Regions from separate parts of the Homo sapiens genome. Here region 1 is linked to region 2. A link is a loop called in an ENCODE intact Hi-C map of the cell type or tissue named here. Cell type or tissue: A673. All regions are shown on one strand. Each heading gives the region's core, and the rest is flanking DNA. Links, peaks and the distances in the headings are about the cores only.

Region 1 (2,899 bases), core at 127-2,626, 120 kb after region 2:
GCAGCACGAGAAGGGGAGGGCGGGCTCCCTGAGGAACTTGGCCGGGGGCGAGGAGGAAGAAGACCCAGGAAACGCTCGGGAGCCGGAGTCCCCTGTGCCGAAGCAGCAACAGCAGGTGCCGGGAAGCCACGGAGCACCAAGAAACATCCTGTTTCCTGGAACTCCAGGAAGCAGGATTCCACGCGGGATGCAGCCAAGCAGCAGACCCCCCACCATGCAGGCCAGAACAATGAGAGCGAGGCCTCCACACGAGCCGGATCAGACCCAGGCAGAACCGGACAGGCACAGGACCTGAGGAACACCATCGACAGGCATCTGCGACATCTCTGGCAAAGCATTTGTTTAAAAGAGAAAGCGGCACCAGGGGAGTTGAGGGGAGGAAAGAGAATTGAAATGAAAAGAAAAACAAACAGAATAATTACACTGAAAACTAAGCACACTGCAGAGCCGGCTGGCACCCTGAGAATTCACAGATACTGTGCAGGGCATCACCCACGTGGCAGGTGCCTGCAGTGAACCGTTGTCATACACATCCGCGAGGCCCACGCTGGCGCCTATCAGGGCTGAACAGCCATGCTGGCAGGAAAGAACACTCATCACCTACTGGAACAAGAAGTCAATAGGCAGAATTTTTTTTTTTAACGGAGTTTTGCTCTTGTCACCCAGGCTAGAGTGCAGGGGTACCATCGGGGCTCACTGCAACCTCTGCCTCTCACATTCAAGCAATTCTCCTGCCTCAGCCTCCCAAGTAGCTGGGATTACAGGCACCCGCCACCACGCTCGGATAATGTTTTTTGTTTTTTGTTTTTTTTTTGAGACGGAGTCTTGCTCTGTCGTCCAGGCTGGAGTGCAGTGGTGCAATCTCGGCTCACTGCAAACTCCGCCACCCGGGTTCACGGATTCTCCTGCCTCAGCTCCCGAGTAGCTGGGACTACAGGTGCCCGCCACCACACCCGGCTAATTTTTTGTATTTTCAGTAGAGACAGGGTTTCGCCATGTTGGGCAGGCTGGTCTCGATCTCCTGACCTCATGATCCGCCCGCCTCGGCCTCCCACAGCGCTGGGATGACAGGCCTGAGCCACTGCCCGGCCAATAGGCAGAACTTTTAAAGCAAACGATGCAGGGCTGTATGTTCACAGTATTTGGAAATAAGAAGGAAAATATCCAAAGAAAAAGTCAAAGAGTTGAAAATGGTCATTTCTGGAGAATGTAACGAAGAGTAGGCAACACTGTATTTCTCTACCAACATTTTCGATTATTTCACTTTTAGACCATTTAATTTTTTTAATTAAAAAAAAAAAAAAGAAGTTATTCCGGGCAGCAGGTGGCAACAGGGGCACGCAGGTGGGTGCCTGGAGGTGGGAGGGCCACAGGGAAAAGCAGTGGCGGCTCCCGGGCTTCCTTGCAAGGCCTGAAACCGGGAGGCCGCCAAGCGCTAAAACGTGCTCCAGCACCAGGAGTCTCCCAACACAGCCACAGCCCTGCGGAGCCCGGAGCAGGCCTTGGAAGCAGCCGTGGGGAGACGGCGCCACCGCGTGGAAGCCGTGGGGATCACTGCTGGTCCTCCCCATGCCGGAGACACGAGGTCTGGGTCCTTGACTGACTCTGCCTGGGGACAAAAGCCTTTTCCTCGCCATTCATGGACCTTCACTCCCTGGGTGCCAGCTAGGCGCTGCTGCAGGGATATAGAGAGATCTTCCAGCAGCTCGGTCTGTGGAAGGAAATGCAAAAGAAAGAAAAGAAAGCGTGGAATGTGCCAGAGCAGACACAAGCACGGGTGCAGGAGGCCACAGGAAGGGCCCCGCTGCAACGATGGGAGGGCGCTATGCTCACCAAGGCCACAAACCACGCCTGGGCCCCTGAGCACAGCCTGAACCAGCCAAAGCCCAAGCCCCGCCAAGAGTACTGCTGGGTGAAACAGATGAATGACATAAATAAACTACCTGGAAGGTGAGAGGGCGAAAAGAAAGCAGGGAGAAGGATTGAGTGAGCCCCACGAAGGAAGAAGTTCAATTTCAAGTGTGGTGCTACAGAAAGCCTCGCTAACTTCGGAGAACAGCCATGTAGCTCTCTGGAAGAAGAGCAAAGCCCCCCAGGCTGGGGATCTGGATGTTGGAGGAACAGTAAAGAGGGTGAAACGGTGTGAGCAAAGGGAAGGAGCAGGAGGTGAGCTCAGCTAGGTCCTGGAGGCCAAGTGGAGAGGCCTTTCGAGGTCATTCCCAGAACCTGCGCTTCACTCTGAGTGTGACAGAGATGCCTGGCGTTCAGCAGGATAGGGTAATCTGGACGACATTTTCAGAGGCACACGGAGGCTGATATGCTGAGAACACATTATGGAGTCAACAGTGAAAATGCTACTGCAGCAATGCAGGCCAGGGGTGCTGCTAGCAGGCAACTGCTTAGGCCTGTAGGGATTCCAGGAGCACTGGGAGATAAAGCAAACAATGGCTTAGGTGCCAGGCGGAATGGAGAGGAGCTCACAGTCACTACCAGGTTCGGGGCCCATGCAGCTGGGAAGAACGGAGCTGCGATGTTCTGAAAACAGGAAGCCCGCACGTGAAGCAGTCATCTGCAGAGTGCCCTTGGAGCCCGAGTGCCCAGCAGGGCAGGAGAACAGCCACCCAGCCAGCCACGCACCACAATCTCTCACACAGACCCTCCCCACTCATGGAACCCAAGGGTGTCTGCAGCCCAGTGCCATATGCACGGGAGAATAACAGGCACCAGAGAAACTCCTACTTGGGTCGCAGTCCCACAGCGGGAGCGTGCACAGCCAGCCCAGGGCCGCCGCCAGCCCCCACGGCCCAACACAAGTGCAGTTACCTCCCTGGACAATCCCCTTGCTCAGCCCATCCTTGTTGTCTGAAGTCAGGAGCAGTTCCACAATGCCACGGTCCTC
Region 2 (2,899 bases), core at 146-2,645:
AAGCAATTCTTGACATTTGGGCTTTTCTTAAGGAGTACAACCTAAATCTATCACTAAGAAACATTTTCATGGCTGTATTTCAGCAGGGATGTGACACCAACTACTATTTGATACTGAAGACTTAAAAGCTGGGCTAAACTCCTGTGTGAAAGCCCCGGTATTAAATAACAAAAGGAAACCATTCCAATGGCCAGCTCTGCTCTGAGAGGCCTTTGTCTTATCCAAAAAACACCTTTCGAAAAACTCTATTTCCCACCTCATTGTCTCCCTTCCATTTCTAGGTAGTAGGGGAATAAAGAGATCAGTGTGGGGAAGGGAGACTGAGGCATAGAAATAACTGGATGTGTTTTGCTGGTGGACTAGGAGCAAGATCTACCTCTGGTACACAGCCTTCCTCTTACACCAGCCTAAGGGCAGCGGAAGCAGCTCCATGGGCAGAGATGATCCCTCATGAGGACTTACCCTGAGGGAGAAGTAACCAGAAGTAACCAGACAAGTGGGGAGGCAGCCCCTTGCTGCTCCTAATGGCTCCAGCTCTTTAACTCTGGGCCTAGAGGCATGCCACAGGGCACCTCCTTCTGAGAAGGGAGAAGTCATAGCCCTGTGAGGAGCTTGCTTAATCAGTGTGAAGTACCTTCCCGTTTCTCCCCTCTCCATTCCTCTCCTTCCTCATCCATACTCAGCACCATCCTCCCAGACTAAATTCCAAGCCCCTGGCTTGGCGCGGCACCATGGAACCACCTGGACCACCACAGTGGCTTGTCTTCAGAATCTCCTTCACATTCGTTTCTGCCCTTTTCTTCCCCCCCTGGCTCCTTATCTCTGGCTTCCTCTCCCTCCTCCTCCTCTCTGTCCTATTCCCTTGCCACTCCCTCCCCCTTCTCTTCACAAAGACTGCACACCCCTTTTTGCTCATGCTACCTCTTCTGCTTGAAATTTCACCCATTTGTCACCAAATTGTGTCCAGTCATAATTAAAGCCCATTTCAAACCTCAGCCCACCCAACTCTTTACAGCTCTTTTCCTTCTCTGTCTTCTGAACCCATGTGCCAGCAATTGTGTTTTTCGATAGCAGAGTCCTAGATATTCCAGTGTCTGTGCTGACCTCCCTGCGTGTAAGCTCCTTAGGGACAAGGTCAACGTTCGCTACTCCCCTCCTTGGCACCGGATGCGCTGCAGAGCAGAGCGTGAGAGCCGGGCCCTGGCGGAATGGAATGTTCCCTGAAGGGTTTCAGCAGCTTCTCTGCTGGACAGTTCCCTGTCCCTTGCCAATTCTGCCATTGGGCATAATTCCTTAGAACTGCGCATCTTCACTCTGAGAGAAGAGATGTGTAATCAAAAACACGGACATCAAAGTCTCCCCAGGTCCCTGGAGTCACAGTGGGTCAATTTAACTTATTTTTCCACAAGGCTTTCAGCTTTTTCACTGAGCTGCTTCTTCTCTAACTACCTATCATCTCTCCCTACCAAAGAACATAAAAGATCAAGTATGTTAAAATAATGAAGAGAAGAAGCTCCCTTTTCCCTAAAGGTTTCCAGGGACCATAATCTCAGAATGAGTAAAATCTTCAGAAATCCTTTAATCCCAAATCCATGATGTACAGATGAGAAAACTGAGGCCAAAAAGGCAAAGTGACTGATCTGAGATCCCACCACAGCAGCCAGAGCTGGTGCTGAGGCCTGCACAGCGCGCCCCTGCCTCCTCCAGTGGGGTGTCTTGCCCCGCAGAAGCCGTCCCACCTGGCTTCACGCTGGGCCCCCTTCCCTCTCACTCACAGTCACCTGACAAGCACAAGATATCTTCTACTGCTAAGCATGTGACTGGCAGCAAGCAGCTCAGAGTGACTCCTCTTGGTAAGCGTGGATTCTGCCAAGGAAGGTGCATAACCAAAGGAATAGAGCACTGTGCGGCAAGCCTAGCCCTGGCATCAGTCCTACAGGGGGTGTCCCTGAGCAGGAGTCTCCTTGGGATCCATTTAATCACAGCACAGAGTTAATGGCACTGAGGCGGCCGTCACTCCTTCTCCAATGAATGGAGATGGGGGTGGCTGGTTATAATTTCCTGAGCACTGAGGGTCCTAGGAGGCCTCAGCCTCATGGGGAAGAAGGTCTCTTTGGCAAGGAGTCCTTTGCAGTCAAGGGAATGCATTAAGCCACCTCCACAGGGTGCAGGGGGGATGCTGACCATGCTTACTTCAGCAAGAGGCCACCAGCCGTGGAGGTGCCATAGCCTCTCCTCACCAGCCAGAAGTCACCATTTAGATCATCCTTCTATGACATACATTCTAGCTCCTGTCTTGACCCTGGGGAGACTCTGCACAGAACCCATCTTGGGGCAGTGGGACGTTCCTCCCTATCAGCAGAAGAAATGGCTCACAGGAGTGCCCAGAGAGCAGCCTGCATGACTCCAAAGCTGAGTCCACAAGGAAGGTGGAGCCACCACCTCCTAGACATAGACTGGCCATGCCCCTGCCTTCTCACTCCAGTGTCTTTGTGTACCCTGTTCCACAGTGCAAAACTCCCGCCAGCTGTCACTCACTTGGGTGGAGAAAGGTACAAGCTTCATACAGGACGAGAGGGTGTTGCCCCGAGTCTCCCAGGGAAGCCACCTGCAGTTTGGTGGGGGGTTAAGAGCAGGGGAAGTGGCATCGTGGTGGCCTGAACCACTGCGTGATCCTGTAAACAGCATCTTCCTAAGAGCAACCAGCCAGTGGTGAGGGTGGGAGTGAGGTGGCGAAGCTTGCGTCATGCCCTCTGGGGAAACGCGAGGCCATTCATGATTCAAAGTAGGACTCCTTTGAGGTCTCAGGAATGTGTCATCAGCAAAGGGTCGGGCAGGCATGGAGGGGAGCAGAGTAGAAAGCACACTGAACCTAGAGGCAGGTGACTAGCTCAAATCC

The links. A loop is a pair of places that touch in the nucleus more often than their neighbours do. Peaks named below come from ENCODE experiments on the same cell type or tissue, not always from the same donor. Only the 100,000 strongest peaks of a DNase experiment are listed, where the experiment ranks them.
Region 1: it touches region 2 in a loop (2.5-fold over the local background); 2 of 110 quality-filtered maps call a loop at or near these places.

The regions. Positions count from the first base shown.
Region 1 is chr11:134,359,066-134,361,964 of GRCh38, reverse strand. GLB1L2 (galactosidase beta 1 like 2) reads right to left here. Exons shown (of 19, transcript NM_001370461.1): 7 at 2,824-2,899. Among named protein-coding and RNA genes, the nearest start is that of GLB1L2, 29 kb to the right of the region's middle. RefSeq lists an enhancer at 2,725-2,899. In A673, for the core only: a CTCF peak has its summit at 1,549 (motif pointing left); a DNase peak (open chromatin) is centred at 1,494.
Region 2 is chr11:134,474,966-134,477,864 of GRCh38, reverse strand. All of the region lies in intron 3 of B3GAT1-DT (B3GAT1 divergent transcript), which reads right to left. Among named protein-coding and RNA genes, the nearest start is that of B3GAT1-DT, 40 kb to the right of the region's middle. RefSeq lists a silencer at 1,144-1,344. In A673, for the core only: no CTCF peak of the experiment used is centred there; a DNase peak (open chromatin) is centred at 1,244; H3K27me3 peaks cover 1,012 bases.